Regions from separate parts of the Homo sapiens genome. Here region 2 is linked to region 1. Evidence: chromatin loops called from intact Hi-C (ENCODE). Cell type or tissue: chondrocyte. All regions are shown on one strand. Each heading gives the region's core, and the rest is flanking DNA. Links, peaks and the distances in the headings are about the cores only. Region 1 overlaps PTK7 (protein tyrosine kinase 7 (inactive)). Region 2 overlaps UBR2 (ubiquitin protein ligase E3 component n-recognin 2).

The links. A loop is a pair of places that touch in the nucleus more often than their neighbours do. Peaks named below come from ENCODE experiments on the same cell type or tissue, not always from the same donor. Only the 100,000 strongest peaks of a DNase experiment are listed, where the experiment ranks them.
Region 2: a loop joins it to region 1, with 2.7 times the contacts of the local background. A loop is called at or near these places in 10 of 110 quality-filtered maps.

Annotation. Positions count from the first base shown.
Region 1 is chr6:43,140,251-43,148,584 of GRCh38, reverse strand. PTK7 (protein tyrosine kinase 7 (inactive)) reads right to left here. Exons shown (of 20, transcript NM_002821.5): 11 at 6,768-6,917; 12 at 6,504-6,654; 13 at 6,286-6,413; 14 at 4,965-5,168; 15 at 3,979-4,134; 16 at 3,153-3,385; 17 at 1,887-1,967. Among named protein-coding and RNA genes, the nearest start is that of SRF, 27 kb to the left of the region's middle. RefSeq lists an enhancer at 5,070-5,159. In chondrocyte, for the core only: CTCF peaks have their summits at 4,687 and 4,910 (motif pointing right); a DNase peak (open chromatin) is centred at 4,966.
Region 2 is chr6:42,656,827-42,665,160 of GRCh38, reverse strand. UBR2 (ubiquitin protein ligase E3 component n-recognin 2) reads right to left here. Exons shown (of 47, transcript NM_001363705.2): 27 at 7,028-7,137; 28 at 6,841-6,921; 29 at 6,337-6,515; 30 at 5,306-5,505; 31 at 2,884-2,977; 32 at 1,742-1,903. It also overlaps the pseudogene RNU6-890P. Among named protein-coding and RNA genes, the nearest start is that of PRPH2, 62 kb to the left of the region's middle. In chondrocyte, for the core only: CTCF peaks have their summits at 3,413 (motif pointing left) and 6,266; no DNase peak of the experiment used is centred there.

The DNA of each region.
Region 1 (8,334 bases), core at 110-8,109:
TCCTGTCAGCCTATGTCTCATCCCAGCCAGAGAATCCCACCTTGACTCCCCTGACTCTTGAAGCCATCCCCTTTCTGCCATTCAACTACATCCTGTCCTTGTGAACTAAACTCAAATGGTTTTCTCTACTAGGAAGACTTCTTTGTTAACCACAACCATCTGTCCACCTACAGGACATGGGTGTCTTCAACATCTCTTAATGCCTCCCACTTGCTTTCTGTTTTACCTCAAGTCTGTAAGGCACAGGTCATACTCATGTACCTAATCTCCTCACTAGATCATAAGTGCCCCAAGGGCAAGATGCCTGTCCTTTCCCCCCCTCCCCTCCCTTTGAGACAGGATCGTGCTCTGTTGCCCAGGCTGGAGTGCAGTGGTGTAATCATGGCTCACCGCAGCCTCGACCTCCTGGGCTCCAATGATTCTTCCTCCTCAGCCTCACAAGTAGCTGGGACTACAGGCATGCCCCCACGCCCGGTTAACTTTTTTTTATTTTTTGTAGAGACAGGGTCTTACTATGTTGCCCAGGCTGGTCTCAAACTCCTGAGCTGAAGCAATCCTCCTGCCTTAGCCTCCCACCGCACCTAGCTGATGCCTGTCTGTTTTAATTTTGCATTCCCAAGGGCCCCTGGGGCCACACCTGGCTCAGTGAGGAGTCACTGGCTCTGTGAGTGTCCTAATTTGTGAGCTCTTTAGTCCTGAAATCTCACTTAGCTGGTGTAGCAAGTCCCATCCTGTGGCTTCTCCTCTACAGCCACTATACACAGTTCCTGCAGTTTCATGGGGAAGGAGGTAGGGGTGTGGTGTCAGGTGGCCAGGTCACTTGTCCTGTCTGGGTCTTAGTAAATTCACATGTAATAAGAGGGGGCCAGCCTGAAGGGCACAGAGCTGCTTCCCCAGAGAGATTGGGGGCAGCCAGGGTCCCATTCACCTGATTCATCTGCCAGCCATGCCTTTCTGCTCTGCCTCCAGAGTCTGTGACCTGGGACAGCCTAGCAGGCAAGGAATGGTCCCCTGGGAGAAAGGGCAGAGCCTTCTGCCTACCCTGCCCTGAGCTCTGATTTGGTTTATGAGGTCACTTCACTGCCAGCTTGGAAGCAGACTCTCCAGTCACATGGAAGGAAGTAGATCCATTTCAGAGGGGAGAGGAGGCAGCTGTGGGCAAGAAGAACCTGAGGGAAGGAAGAAGGGGCCGGGCCACAGCAAGCCCCAGGCACTGGAAAGGTATGGACTGAGGTGGCAGGGGGTAGCAGGCAAGCTTTCCCTTCTTCACTGTTTCAACCAAGGTCTGCTCTACCACAGGGGCCCCAGCCAGGGCTCTGTGCCCAGAACAACCTCTGCGCAAAAGGCAGGAGGAAAACTGGAATGAAAGGCTGGGCAGCTACAGCCCAAGGGAGAGGACAAGATGCAAACCACAGAGGGGGAAACCCAGGCAGCCCATTCACAGAAGAGTCTTCTCCACTCAGAGCTGAAGAAACACGCTCAGGCCCACAGCTAGCCCAGCAGGCCCCTGCACTAGGACTGCTTGCTGCTTCTCCAGCTCAGAGCTCATTGCAGGTGGGCAGGCGTCCTGCTCCAATGCAAGCTCCTGCCCAGAGGCAAGGTCCGAGGGTAGCTCTTCTCCGTGAAGCCAGCATGGCAATGCAAAGCCACTTCCAGGCTACATGACCTGGGACAGGTCAGACAACCTCCTAAGCCTCAATGTCTTCATCCACAAAATGGGGATAGTAGTATATATTTCAGACGACTACCGTGATAATTACAGTAACACATGTGAAGTTCTTACCATAGGGCCTGGCCCATAGAGAGCCCTCAATAAATGGTGCCTCTGTTGCTCCTGGCCCACCCCTGGGCACCCTCTCCCTCCCTCCTTCACTCCCTGTCCTCACCTTCTGCTTGGTGCTGAGGGGCTGTGACTTCAATTTTTCATCCTTGCTCTTGGAAATCCTCAGGAACTGCTTGAGGTCTCCCTAAGGGAAAAGCCAGGCATCTCGCTCAGGTCAGTGCACAGCCATTGGCTGTAAAGCCTCAGACCAAGCAGGTGCTCGCAGAATTCCTGCCTGGGGAGGCAGTGAGAAGGCCTAAGCTAGCCTGGGCCCCTTTCCCAGGGGGAAGTTCACTGGGAGTGCAGAACTTTAAAAATATATAGGAGACGCCTCCTAGAGGCTGTCTCAGTTAGAAAGGAGGAGAATTGGCATTTCTACCCCAAGGGGAACCTCCAGACAGGTGGGGCAACAGAGCCCCCATCTTCAGTGAGCCAAGAGGAAAACAGTCCCCTACCCTCTGCCCTCAAAGATTCCTGAGAGGAAACCCCTGTCCTCCAGAGCTTTACAATCTAATCTAAACAAACAAAGGAGAACGCCAGCAGCAGAAACATACATAAAGCATTCATAAGTACTTGTTTGTTTGTTTTTAATTTTTTTGTAGAGACAGAGTCTTGCTATGTTGCCCAGGCTGGTCTCGGACTCCTGGCCTCAGGCGATCCTCCTGCCTCAGTCTCCCAAAGTGCTGGGATTACAAGTGTGAGCCACTGTGCCCAGCCGCGTAAGTACTTGTTAATGGAAAGACTGATAGGACTCCTGCCCGCTCTTGCCCCAGAACTAGGGATTTGAGAAGCAGCAGTTTGAGGACCATGGGGTGAGGGCAAGGACCAGCTGGGGAATGAAGAGGAAGGCGCAGCTCTGGGAATGACACCCTGAGTGGAGAGGAGAAGGCTGGTGGCTGGGGTAACACTCATGTCACAAGTGGTGCTAGGAAGGAGGGAGGCAAAGTGGGTTCTGATATATTTATTCTCAAGTGGGGACAAGCTTTTGGGGAGGAAAAAATAACAAACCAAAGAAAACAAGAGTCAGAGAAGATGACCTGGAAGGCATCCCTGCAGTGTGACAGTGAGAAGTCCCAGAAAAACTTAGGACCAACGCCCCTGAGATACAGATGGAAAGACTGGGTGCTGATAAAGGGAAAGCAGGCATCCAAGAGCAGGGAAGGCAGAAGCTGAGCATCATAAGGTGGGCAAAGTGTAACAGCAGGCAGGTGAGGTCTCGGCTGAGACTGCACGAGACAAGGTTTTCACGGTGCTCCAACCACTGACTCCCACCTTTGTAGGACACTGCCCTCCCTACCCGAGACCCCCACGTCCCCTGCCAACAGCATACCAGATCCACATATTCCAGCACCATGTAGTGGGGCTCAGCCTCCCGGCACAGCCCCAGGAGCCGCACCACGTTGGCGTGGTTCAGCTTCCCAAACATCTCCAACTCCCTCCGGAAGTCCAGCTGCTGCTGCTCATCCTTGCTCTGCAGGCTCTTCACAAGTACCAGGGTCTCTGCCACTCCCTCCTCCAAGCCCTGAGCCTTTGCCAGGAACACCTCCCCAAACTCACTCTTCCCTGTGGGTACAGTCTGAGTCAGCCAGCCACCTTCACCCAGGCCGAGGCAGCTCCTGACCTGGGGGAGGGGCCTAGCCTCTCCCACAGTGGGGACCCACCCACCTGGGCTGGGCACGAGACCCGGTTCTGCTGTGACCCCCTCCCTCCTTAGGCTTCAGTGTCTGCAGCAACAAAATAAAAGGGTGGGACTAATATTCAGCATTTTCCAAAGGGTGACTCGCATGAGAATTTTTGGTGGCTCATGGTAAACATGTCTTAACGTATGCTAGGAAAAAACGTAACTATGACAAACCCATGATTTCTCATATTTTTTCCTAGAACAATGGTAACTTAGTTTTTTTTTTTAAAGAGTCAATTTAAATAAAACATCAAGTAAATAATACTACAGGTAGTACACAGGAATGACAAAATCTGCACGAAGGGCAGTGAATAACAGGCTCTGGGGCCACACTGGGCTAGATCTCTACCTATGCTTCCCTCCACCTCTAACATTCTAGGTTTCAGGGACTTCAGAACACTAGCCCGTACCCAGCCTCAAGACACAGCGGGTGACTTGTAGTTAGGCAGGGGCAGCTGTAGTCAAGGCAACATACCCAGCGTGGTGATGGGCTGCAGGCTAGACCGTGGGAAGTGCATCTTATCACTTGTGCTGTGGCGTTTGTTGGTGGCCGCGGGGCCGGAGCCCAAGCTGGTCAAGGCCACTTCTTCTTGGATCTCTGCTGAGGGCTGCCCGTTCTGCAAAGGCCCACCTGGGAAGGAGGAGGACAAGAGCGTCACGATGAGACCTGACACTCTGGCCACCATGGGGATTTCTGTTCTGTCCCCTGGTCTTCCACTCTTGCCAACTTGGGTCCAATCACAGTGCTCCACATGAAAGGGCAAGCCCAAATGATGAAATAATGGGGCTGGGGCTGGGTGGGGGATGTATGGCTATCCCCTAGGGTATGACCCCTTAGTGATGCAGCTGATTATGACCTCTGAGATGAAGCCAACTGCAGACATCTAATCTGAATCACTGGTCCTTAATACCATAGCTACACATAAGGATTTTTGCTTTCATGGGGCCTCCTATTGGGCAAAGCCCTAAACAGGCACAAAGGGAAAATCACAATAATGGAGACCCAACCTCTGCTCCTGAACACCTGAGCTGATAGGAGAGACCCAGCAATGACCTCAAGGAGCTCCCAGTCCAGGAAGTGGGGATAGGAGAAGGGAAGTAAACAGAAAGACTGCCCCTGGGGGAGCTCTTAGACTCATAGAGGGAGACAAGACATGCAACAGCAACGTGTGTACATATACTAATGATATCTGTGGTTTTGTGCTGGGAGGAGGAAACAGCAGGGAATCATAGGAAGCTGGTCCAAGGGGCTCCAATGAAGAAGTCTCAAGCCAGGTTGCTCAGAAGACGAGGCCCTGGGAATCCAACTCCAGGCTTCCCGCTAGGGGTGGGGCAGTCCCAGCTCCAGGACCCAGCAACAGCCGCTCGGTTTCCAGAGTGCTGGCGCTCTCCCCTCCGTGGCCGCGGGAGGGCGCTCAGCTCCCGCACACGGGCACCACCTCCCCGTCCAGGGCCCCTCACCGTTGAGGCATTCCATCTCTGGCTCCTCGCCCTCGGGCTGCTTCTGCAGCCGCTTGGCTTTGCAGCGCTTCTTGCAGTAGAACATGAGGCCCAGCACGGCAATGATGTAGGCCACAGCGGCACCCACCGACAACCCAATGGTCTGGATCATCTTGTAGGGGGGAGGGCTGCCAGGGCCCTCCGACTCCTCCGGCACAGGCTTGTCTGAGAGACACACAGATGGGTCTGGGCAGGGGCTGCTAAGCAAAAGAAGCCCTGCTTCTCTACTAACTCCTCCCAACCCCATCAACAGGGCAACTTAACAGATGGCCCGGGAGGGTCACCACCTTCACTGGCTTTAACAAGGGCCAGCAGGTCCTCATGCCCCACCAAGGTCAAACGAAGACTCTGAAGGAGATGAGGCCAGGGGTTCCCAAGCTGGCTTTGCATCGGAAGCCAAGACAGGCGACACGGATAAGCACACCTGTCAAGGAGCTACCACAAACCCACGTTATTTGTTAAGCTTCCCAAGTGACTTGATAATGTGAGCCAGGCCCCGGAGAGCAGCATTTGGGAGCTTCAGGTTTAGAATTCCAGGCACTGCCTGGCACAGAGCAGGTTTTTCAATAAGCAGATCTGTAGAAGGGATCTGCTGGTCTAGGGGCCTTTTAATGGCCCACACTGAGGGGCCTCAAGAGGCATTAGGGGAATGAAGGGAGACCATGCAGGATCCCCCAACTGCCACACACACCCCAGTGGCTCCCACCAAGGGGGCCTCCTCAGTTCATTTTCATCCATTTAAACTTTCACATTATACTTTGTCTAGAAAAATAACTCTGCTGCCAAACCAAGAAAGTTTAAGAGCTTCTCATTTAAACCACTTTCACCTGTGGATGCAGAAACAAGTCCCCAGAGGAGAAATAAGTCTCCCAGGGGCAGAGAGTTAAGTGCAGGGCCTTTTACCTGACCCATCATCCTCTCTGGGCCTCCTGGAGAAAAGAACCTTGTCCTACTGCATTCTGACCTGGTCCTCCTCCCCAGCCACCCAGAGATATGTGTGGCTGCTGCAGGAACCTGGGAGGCAGCATTGTAGGAAGAGAACACCCCCCCACTCCCCCACAACACACACACACACACACCGACCGTTGGATGTTAAATAAACGACAGCCCGGCTCTGAGCAAGGACTCTAAGACTGTGCAGCAGCATGGTGAGACGGCCGAATCCCCACCGCTGCCACAAAAATGGCTTCTGTGCCATGTTCTGTACACAGGGGCTGAGTACAAGGTGACAAACGTCTGGGCCCACCACTTCCTGTGCAGCATAACCCTCCCCAGCCCATACCCACGACATAGAGGGGGGCCTCCGTGTGCTTGATGTTGCAGCTGTTGCCTGCAATGCAGGTGTAGCGGCCTGAGTCCTCAGGGGCCACGTCATGGATCACCAGGGAGCCATTCTGGAAGATGTGCATCCTGTCGGGGGAGAAGCCATAGTGCTGGCCAGCTCGCAGGGAGGGGGGCTGCAGGAGAGGAGGGACGGGTGTGGGAGAGAGGTGGCCCTACCTGGGTCCCAGCTTGGTGGGGTCCAGGATGCGGTCCTTGCCTTTCCACTGAATCAGCGGCTTGGGGTCCCCCTGGGCCTCGCACTGCAGTAGGGCTGTGTGGCCCTGGTACACAGTCGTACGCTCTGGTTCCACTTTGAAGGTGATAAAAACTGGAAGAAAAGAGACCAGCGAGGCGCAGGGAGGGGTAAGCCAAGGGGCTGGCAGGGTACACGGTGCTACCCCAGAGGGCCCTCCCAGCCCCAGGGCCCTGCCACGGTCGCACCTGCCACAGTGAGCTGGACATGGGCACGAATCTGGCCCTGCGGCCCGTTGGAGGCAATGCAAGTGTAGTTGCCAGCGTCATCTCGAGTCACCCGGGCAAAATGCAGGGTCCCAGCGTTGTCTGTCACCCACTCTGGGAGGCTGCTCCCATCTGCAGGGGTAACAAAGGGAAATTATGGGAAGGATCAGGGTTACACAGACAGCTGGCAATGCCTTCAGTCCCTCACCTCTACTCAAAAACACACCATCGCTCCTGACCACCCACAGGCAAAGTCCAAACTCCTGAGCCAAGTGTTAGAAGCCCCTCCGTTATTTACCCCTCTTCCAATTCTTCAGTCTCACCTCTTCCTCCTACTGCCCTGTGTGACATTCCACGTCTGCCAAACCGGACTCTGTTTGGGCCCAGATCGGCCCTGTTCCTACTCCGCTGCCCATCACTTCTCCCTCCTAGAGCCCATTCCCGCTCTTTACCATCCCAGGCTGTAGATCCATTTTAAGCCTCACCTCTCCCAGAAAGTTCCCCCAGACCTGAGCAGAGGGAGCCTACTTCCTCCTCAGAATCTACAACTGTACTCTCTCACTCTAGGTGGAAATGTCAAAATTGGTCCAACCTTTTAAAAAATAATTTGGCAACTCACATCAAGGGCTATAAAAATGTTCATACCCCCTTTCGTGCATAATTATCCCAATTCTGGGAATCTTTCCCAAAGGAAATAAACCTAAATCCAGAAAAAAACTTTGGCTTAAAGATGTTTATTGCAGCAATGAAAAAAAAGGGGGTGGGTGGGTGGCTGGTTAACAACCCAAATCTCCAACATTTAAGGAACAGTTAAGTAAATTACAGTGAATCCAATTGTTGAAATATTATTAGGATCATCAAAACAAATATTCATGAAGAGTGTATAAAGATGTGGGGAAATGCTTGACAATGGTAAGTAAAAAAGGGTATAAAATTACACCGTTACAAAAAAAATAAAAATAAATAATTTTAAAAAATATTTTTAAAAACTACATAGTTATCTGTATTGTCTAATTCTACAATAAGCATGTCTACAGGCATGCACCACCATGCCTGGCTAATTTTTAAATTTTTTGTACAGACAGGGTCTCCCTGTATTGCCCAGGTTGGTCTTGAACTCCTGGGCTCAAGCGATCCTCCCACCTCGGCCTCCCAAAGTGCTGGGATTACAGGCATGAGCTACCACACTCAGCCAATCATGTAAATTTAATAACTGAAACTATATATACAATAAAACTGCTAGGTAAAAAAAGAAAAACATATGCACAGAAAAAGAAGACATACACCCAAAGATGATAAACGGCAGGACTGTACATTTTTTCTCCCAATATTTTTTTTTTTTTTTTTGAGATGGAGTCTCGCTCTGCCACCCAGGCTGAAGTGCAGTGGCACAATCTCGGCTCACTGCCACCTCCGCCTCCTGGGTTCAAACAATTCTCCTACCTCAGCCTCCCGAGTAGCTGGCACTACAGATGCGTGCCGCCACCCCTGGCTAATTTTTTGTATTTTCAGTAGAGACGAGGTTTCACTACTCTATGTTAGCCAGGAT
Region 2 (8,334 bases), core at 82-8,081, 480 kb after region 1:
ATTTCTTAAGTATCATAATCACCATCACTATTAATATCTACCAAGTGCTTATTATGTTACAAGCACTTAGTAAGGAATTTTACTGTAAATATCTTATGGTATTAGACTTAATCCTCAAAATATCCCTACATTTTGTTTCAGGTTGTATTATTATTTGCATAGGTTGTATTCCTATATTTTGTAATAGGTTTTATTATTGTCCCCATTTTACAGATGAGGAAACTGAGGTTTAGAGCTATGTAACTTGACTAAGGCCGAATAAGGGACAAAGCTAGCATTCAAACTTGGCTCTGTCAGATTCCAAAGCCTGTGTTCTTTTTATGATTGTATTCGAATATGACTAAACCATAATTGAATCTCATGGGCAAAACCCAAAAATTGGACCAATAAAGTGACAGATGAAATCCAACAAGGGTGATTTCTTCTTATACACAGTTAATCCTCCATCTAACAATAATTAATTTCTTCATCAGTTCAAATGCAGATAAGTCAGTACCACGATATTCTTTTATAATTAAAAAGCATGAGCTTACACTCAAATCTACTAATATTTTAAGAACATTTTGTGGTAGCATAGACTAAGAACACCAAAGTTTGAACTCCTAAAACTGACAAGAAAAAACTGACTTTGCTTTGAACTGAATCCAAATAACACAGAAATGGATCGTTTATACTCACATAACTTAGTATTTGTGCATGCAACGTAGATAGCATAATTCTACATTGAGAAATGAAGTTCAGATTCGAAAAGCAGACATTATCAAATTCATACTCGAAATGAGTATGTCCAATACTCGTAACTAAAAGCATCCAAAAAACTGTGAAGTTACAGAAATTTTCCATTTTCTTTTCTTATTTTTTTTTAGTCTGCTAGACAAATTCTAAAAGAGCTAAAAATATGGAACACTTCATGAATTTGTGTGTCATCCTTGTGAAAGAGCCATGCTTATCTTCTCTTTATCGTTCCAATTTTAGTATATGTGCTGCTGAAGCAAGCACTTATTTTATTTTTGAGACAGGGTCTTGCTCTGTCACTCAGGCTGAAGTGCAATGGCATGATCAAAGCTCACTGCAGCCTTGACCCAAGCGAGCCTCCCACCTGAGTCTCTGAAGTAGCTGGGACTATAGGAATATGCCGCTACATCCAGCTAACTTTTTATTTTTTGTACAGACAGGGTCTCACTATGTTGCCCAGGCTGGTCTTGAACTCCTGGGCTCAAATGATCCTTTCATCTTGGCCTCTCAAAGTGCTAGGATTATAGATGTGAGCCACAACGCCCAGCTGAGATTTTTCCATTTAAAATATACCAACAGATTTTCACTTTTTTGCCTGGTTCTTAAAACTATGAATGGCCAGTACAGCAAAAAGTTTTATTCGATTTTTAGACTGTCCTATAAAGTCAGTTTGAGTTGTTCCATCTCCCTCTACCAGTTTACTGAGCATCTCTTGAAAAGTGTATGGAAGATATTAAAAGTAGGGTCCCTAGAAATAAACCAGATACTTGGTTTTCATAAATACATAGGAATTTAATAGCTTAGAAACTGTTAAATTTTCACCTGTTCCTCTCTAAAAACTAAAATCACATTCCACAGGTCTGCTAGAAGAAAATGATTAGAGTTTGGAAAGTATCTGGAAAACACTATGCAATTGCCTAGACTAAGTTTTCCTCCTTGATTTATTATTTCATTATCTTCAAAGCAAACTATTGCTTTGTAATAGTTGTCATGAGCCAAAACTTACTTGTTAAAAATATTTCTTGGAGGAAGCAGCAGAGGAATAACAGTATTACTCAAGCATTCACAAAGGGGGCAAAGGAATTCTCCGTTTTCTACATCATAGCTCGTATGTAAGCGTAATCTCTGTTGCCTTCGCTGTTCTTTAGCTTGAACGGAATCAAAATACCTTTACAATTAGAGAACATGAGGTATCAAAACAATGGTAATTTACATAAATGACAGCCATAAGCTTCAACATTTAAAATAATTTGTTTCCACAAATAGTTCAAAAATGAAAATCTTAAACTAAATTATTTTTAACATGATTTTTGAGTGATTTTAAAAATCCAAATGGATTAAAAGTTCTAAAAGAGTAAAATAAAAAAAAAGACTGCCATGTAAAAAAGCATTCACAAAGCAGCAACAAAAATTTCTTGGTGTCATTGTTCTCTTGCCACTTCCCCAAGGCTGGTGGCTATTTGTTTTTTTTTTGTTGTTGTTGTTGTTTTTGAGATGGAGTCTTGCTCTGTCGCCCAGGCTGGAGTGCAGTTGCACAATCTTGGTTCACTGCAACCTCCACCTCCCACATTCAAGCAATTCTCCTGTCTCAGCCTCCCAAGTAGCTGGGACTACAATGTGGTGGCTAGTTGTTAGGGGTAGTTCATGATAACTGGGTGAGCATAGTTCTAGAATAATAGTATTATTGATTTGTTGGTTTTGTAGAAGCATAGGAAACACCAAGGTAGAACAAATTCAGGACATCTCATCACAGGGAGCCATTACAATTTTGGGAAGTAACAAAGCAAGTACTAACATCTATGGAATCAAAAGTTGTCCACCCTGGACCCAAAGAAAGACAACATTACCCTTCTAGAGTTTATCCTACTGTAAAAACCCTTTTCTTCATCCACAGACTGATACAGATCCACTTCCTTCTTTGGAAGATATAGAAGAGACTTGGATATAAAGCTAAATTAAAAAACATATCTGACATACACTTTACATCTATGACAAGGCAAATAACTTTTGTTATTTATTAGGCAATGATACGGATTTTTTCAACATTTTTAGTTCTTTTCCTTTTTTCTAGAATGAAATTTCCTCTATTTAAAAAATATTGAGCCCTTAGATAAACTTCTCTTGACAAATATTAAGAATATACATTACCTTTGCCAACAATGGGCATGCATAATGTGCCCACAGCTACTAGTGTGTGTTCCACAAGACAGATCAGGGTGCATGAATAATGGATCATATTTTTCTGCATTACAAAACAAAACAAAACAAAACAAAAGTGAAGCATTTAATTTTCCTATAACAAATGTGTAACTTTAAATTGTAAAATCCTTGATAAAGACTTGAAATTTGAAATGAAATGCTAGTTTATTCCTCTGAGATACCAATTTATGCAACACCTTGGATTATTTAGAAAGTAGGACTCTCTAATTTTCACCACCCACAGCAAATTAATTAAACATTCTCAAATTGTTAAACTGAAATTAGAACTATGAATTTAAATATATCCAATCTTTTGAACATTTCACACTTTCAGGGTGCTGAGATATTCCAATTCCTCCCATTGTACCCTGAGCTCCAGGTAAAAGAGCTACTCTCTTCATGGGGCTGCCTTATGTGCGTTCAGGGCAGCTGGGTTAAAATGATCGCTAATAAAAAATGTTTTGGCAGTAACGGGGCGCCCCCTAGAGGACAGACTGCCTAACAACACTCATACAGCGAATAATCACATCAGAGCCAAAGTGACAACAAAAAATCTAAGCACAGACCAGATCAGATGGGGGGAAAAAAGGTAATTCAGAGTCTTCTGTCCTGGTGCTAATTTTTATATTCAAAGGGGATGAAAAATCATGAAAAACAAGATGGATGTCTGGCTTCTTTTGGAATTTTTGAATTCTTTATATAAATTAGTATAATCTTCGAAATTTCCTAACACTCTAGAAAGAACTACTTTTAATTTGCTTTAATAGTTTTAATTTGCTTTAACACTAGAACAGTGCAAATGTCAAAGCATTAAGAAAATCCACTTATAGCCAGCTAATGCTTTTTCTTCAGAAGTAATAAGTTAAATAAAATTAGCAACTTTGTCTTTGGCCTGGAATGAAATTTATAAAGCACCTAGTTTAAATATCTTTTTTTTTTTTAAGACAGTCTCGCTTTGTCGCCCAGATTGGAGTGCAGTGGCGCGATCTCGACTCACTGCAAGCTCTGCTTCCTGGGTTCACGCCATTCTCCTGCCTCAGCCTCCCGAGTAGCAGGTAACTGCCACCACGCCTGGCTAATTTTTTTTTGTATTTTTTAGTAGAGATGGGGTTTCACTGTGTTAGCCAGGATGGTCTTGATCTCCTGACCTTGTGATCTGCCTGCCTTGGCCTCCCAGAGTGCTGGGATTACAGACATGAGCCACTGCGCCTGGCCTTTTTTTTTTTTTTTAAAAACAAACAAACAAACAAACAAAAAAACCACACAGGGTCTCGCTCCGTTGCCCAGGCTGGAGGGCAGTGGTGCAATCTCGGCTCACTGCAACCTCTGCCTCCCAGGTTCAAGCAATTCTCATGCCTCAGCCTCTTGAGTAGCTGGGACTACAGGCGCGTGCCACCAAATTTGGCTAGTTTTTTTTTTGTACTATTAGTAGAGATGGGGTTTCGCCATGTTGGCCAGGCTGGTCTTGAACTCCTGACCTCAGGTGATCCACCTGCCTCGGCCTCCCAAAGTGCTGGGATTACAGGCATGAGCCACCATACCCAGCCTAAATGACCATTTTTAAAGATGAAGCAGACCAACCTTTCATAAGTAGGATGCAAAGACTTTCTTTACAGAGAGAAGGCAACTCTAAAAGTGGGCTCTCAAACCTCCTTTCACGCTGCAGTGTGAAAGGCACTGGTTAAAGCAGTGCTCTGGGAATTCCCAAGACACAGTTCCTACTCTCAAGAAGTTTACTGGGTATCGCTGAAGCACACGCACACAGAGCACAACCTACAAGCAGAGAAATAAATGTGTCTGTGGTGGACAAAATCATGTGCGGACTGGATCTCCCTGCTTTACTCCCTCAGTTGCTGAAAGAGGGCCCTCAACTGTCCTGCACGGTAATCTGTATCCCAAGAATCTGCTTTCTGGGGAACCCGATCTGTGGTGGTATTACTATTCTAAAACAATTTGGCTCAAGGATTGCCTCTTACATAGGTAACTCTCCATCACTGTTCTCAGGAGATTCCACTCAGGCTCTATCAATAAGACAAAACAATTATTATTTCAGTGTGTCAACAAATGACCAGGACTTTGCAAGTGTACTGAAGGATGGAAAAGACTGTGAAATGCCAAAGTATGTAATGTTACATCACAAAGAAAAGCTTTTCTTTGAATCCCTGCTATTTATCAGCTATGTGATTCAGGTGCAACTTTCTGGAGTGGTTCCACATCTGCCAAGTGGGGAATTCCTGCCTAAGTTACCTGCCAAAGATACCATCCAAGTCCATGGAGTTATTTTTAGGTTTAAAAAATCTCAACGTATCACCAACCACATTAACTGGCAGTTGTTATTAAAAGGGAAGATGAGGATCTAGCTATGACTTACCTGGATCTTGAATAAATTTACTTCTGTTTTTTGATAATACAGTTGATCTCTGAACAAATGCTGCCAAGACCATTGCCCTGCTTTCCACTTTAACTTCTTGCTCCTCTTGACACAATATACATGTAACGAATTGTCTTTGTTCAGGAACCTGAGTTTGTGCGGGGCCCAGTGCTGTAAGTGTCATATCTGAAGCCACAGGGCTGCAATACAAAGGTTATGAATATAATTAATGATCCCAAAACTTTCTATATAATCACAAAATAGCAGACTACAGGTATGTGTGTGTGTGTGTAGTGTGTGTGTGTGTGTGTGTGTGTGTGTGTGTGTGTGTGTGTATATATATTTATTTATTTTTTGAGACAGAGTCTTGCTCTGTCACCCAGGCTGGGGTGAGTGGCACAATCTTGGCTCACTGCAACCTCCGCCTCGCAGGTTCAAGCAATTCTCCTGACTCAGCCTCCTGAGTAGCTGGGATTATAGGCATGCACCACCACACCCGGCTAATTTTTTTTTTTTGTATTTTTAGTAGAGATGGGGTTTCACCATGTTGGTCAGGCTGGTCTCGAACTCCTCACCTTGTGATCCGCCCGCCTTGGCCTCCCGAAGTGCTGGGATTACAGGCGTGAGCCACCACGCACAGCCAGGAATGTATATATTTAACACATGGTTTTGATAACTTGGATTGTCAAGTCTTTGGTATGTATCAAAACCATCTCCTTTAATCCTCACAGTAATCTAATCTTCAACACAGATGTCATACGCTCTAGGTAACTGAGTGTAGTGTACTCATTCTTTCATGAATGTCCAAGGTCTTCTGCAGAAAATACCCTACCAGGTGTACACAGGACTTACCATACCTACATTCAGAGACTTCTAAGATTAAATCTTCTAAATGGAGGTCACAAAATTTACCTATGAATTCTACTAAATTACTTTAGGATTAAAAGTATACTTACAAGGAGAAAACGCAACACTGCCCCTAGTTGGGAAAAACTCGTCAAGACATTAATTTTTTTTTTTTTTTTTTTTACCTATGATCAAGAACAGCAGAGGTTGAGGCATCCAGTTCTAATGTCTGCTGAAAGAGTTCTTTGTTTTCATCAATAAAATGCCGCTGCATTTCAGACATCTGAGCCATGATCTTTTCTCTGCGCAGTCTGGCAATCTCTGCTTTTCTCTTCCTCTCAGCTTTGTCTTTGTCCCTTGAACTCTGAAATTATGCTCCATTCAATTAGACAATTAGATGCTAAAACGCACATTTTTTTCCAAAGCAGAAATATCTTCACTGTAAATACCAATTAAAAAACTATTCTATAATCTCACTTATTTAAATAAGAGAAAAGACTCTTAAACTGACTTGTTTTAAAGAAAAAAAGCAGACAAAAAATTGCTACAACAAATAGAGATAAATAGTGGCATATTTCTTGGAATTTAAATGTTGTGAGTAACTGGCAACTTAATGTAGATAAATTTATTTTGTTCATACTGAACTTGCTGTAATTTTTTAGTATTATCACACTTTTTACTGTTTATACCTCTTCCATTATGGTTCCTTCTGTCTCTGCCACGGGACTGGTAGGTGAACTCTCCCTCATCTTTTTAACAGCATTAAAAGTCTACAAAAAAAAAAGTATCAGTATCCTGTATGAAATATGATCACAATGTACACATAACAAATATTCAATATTTCTCACAAAAAGCAGAGGAATGTGGAAATTTTACCTTCAATATCCACCGAATCATGTCTTTGTGGACTTCTAGGTAGGGAGCATTTTGTAGTGTTTCCAGCATAGCTAGTATGCTAGGAGAATTTTTTGGCGCTTCACCAGGTTCTACGGCAGAAAAATAAAAGGCACAATAACAATAGCTAATACTTCATAGTACTTATTCCTACGCACAGGAACATAAATGCAGTTGCTTATAACACCTATTGCCCATAATTTGATTATGGCTCTACCAAAATAGAGATTTTCAATACTTCTTGAGAATGTGACATATTTGTCTTTTACAAACAAGTTGCCAACAACTAGAATTCTTTAAGGATTCAAAAGTGACTTTTTATAGCAAATGATTATTTTAACATCCCTTTAGCAAAATTACATACAAATTCAGCTAAAAATAAGTGGTGTCTCAGATTTTACAGGTCTAAAAATAAATTAGCATTAAGAGGTGCATATATGCACAAATATGTTTATTTGCTCTGACCATTGACTTTAATAAAAACTAGATTCAGAATAAAATGAATTTCTTCTCCTAGGAATTCATAGTTTGTTTATTTGAATATAAGAGTCAAGTCCATATTTTCTATTAGTCTGTAGCCAGAAAGTTCAACTATTGATTTTCTTGATTTTGGTGCTGCCATTCTGGAAAAATGTCCCTTTTTCCTAAGAGGGGAAGAGATTGACCTGTGTGATCTTTAATATTCTATCACATCTAAAACTGTGGCATGCATTAGAGATGTGACTCTAGATAAGGGAGAGGTTTCTTTGGAAATAAATCGTGTGTCTTAATTATGTAGAATGTCTAAAGACAAGTTAAGAGTAATGTTGAGGGAAAATGATGATTGTTTAATAAGGAAAGAGAAAGTAAGAGAGAACCTAATTTTTTTTTTTTTTTTTTTTGAGACAGAGTCTCACTCTGTCGCCCAGGCTGGAGTGCAGTGGTGTAATCTCGGATCACTGCAACCTCCACCTCCTGGGTTCAAGCGATTTTCCTGCCTCAGCCTCCCGAGCAGCTGGGATTATAGGCGCCCGCCACCATGCCCGGTTAATTTTTGTATTTTTGGTAGAGACAGGGTTTCGTCATGTTGGCCAGGTTGGTCTCGAACTCTTGACCTCAGGTGATTCATCCACCTTGATCTCCCAAAGTGGTGGGATTACAGGAGTGAGCCACCATGCCTGGCCAAGAACCTAATATTTTATAGTGATGAGTGAATGAAATTAGGGAGTATTCTGTGTGGTTATTCTAAAATAAACACACCAGAAACAAAGAAAGCAAAAACAACAGTATTAATCCAAAGAAAATATGGC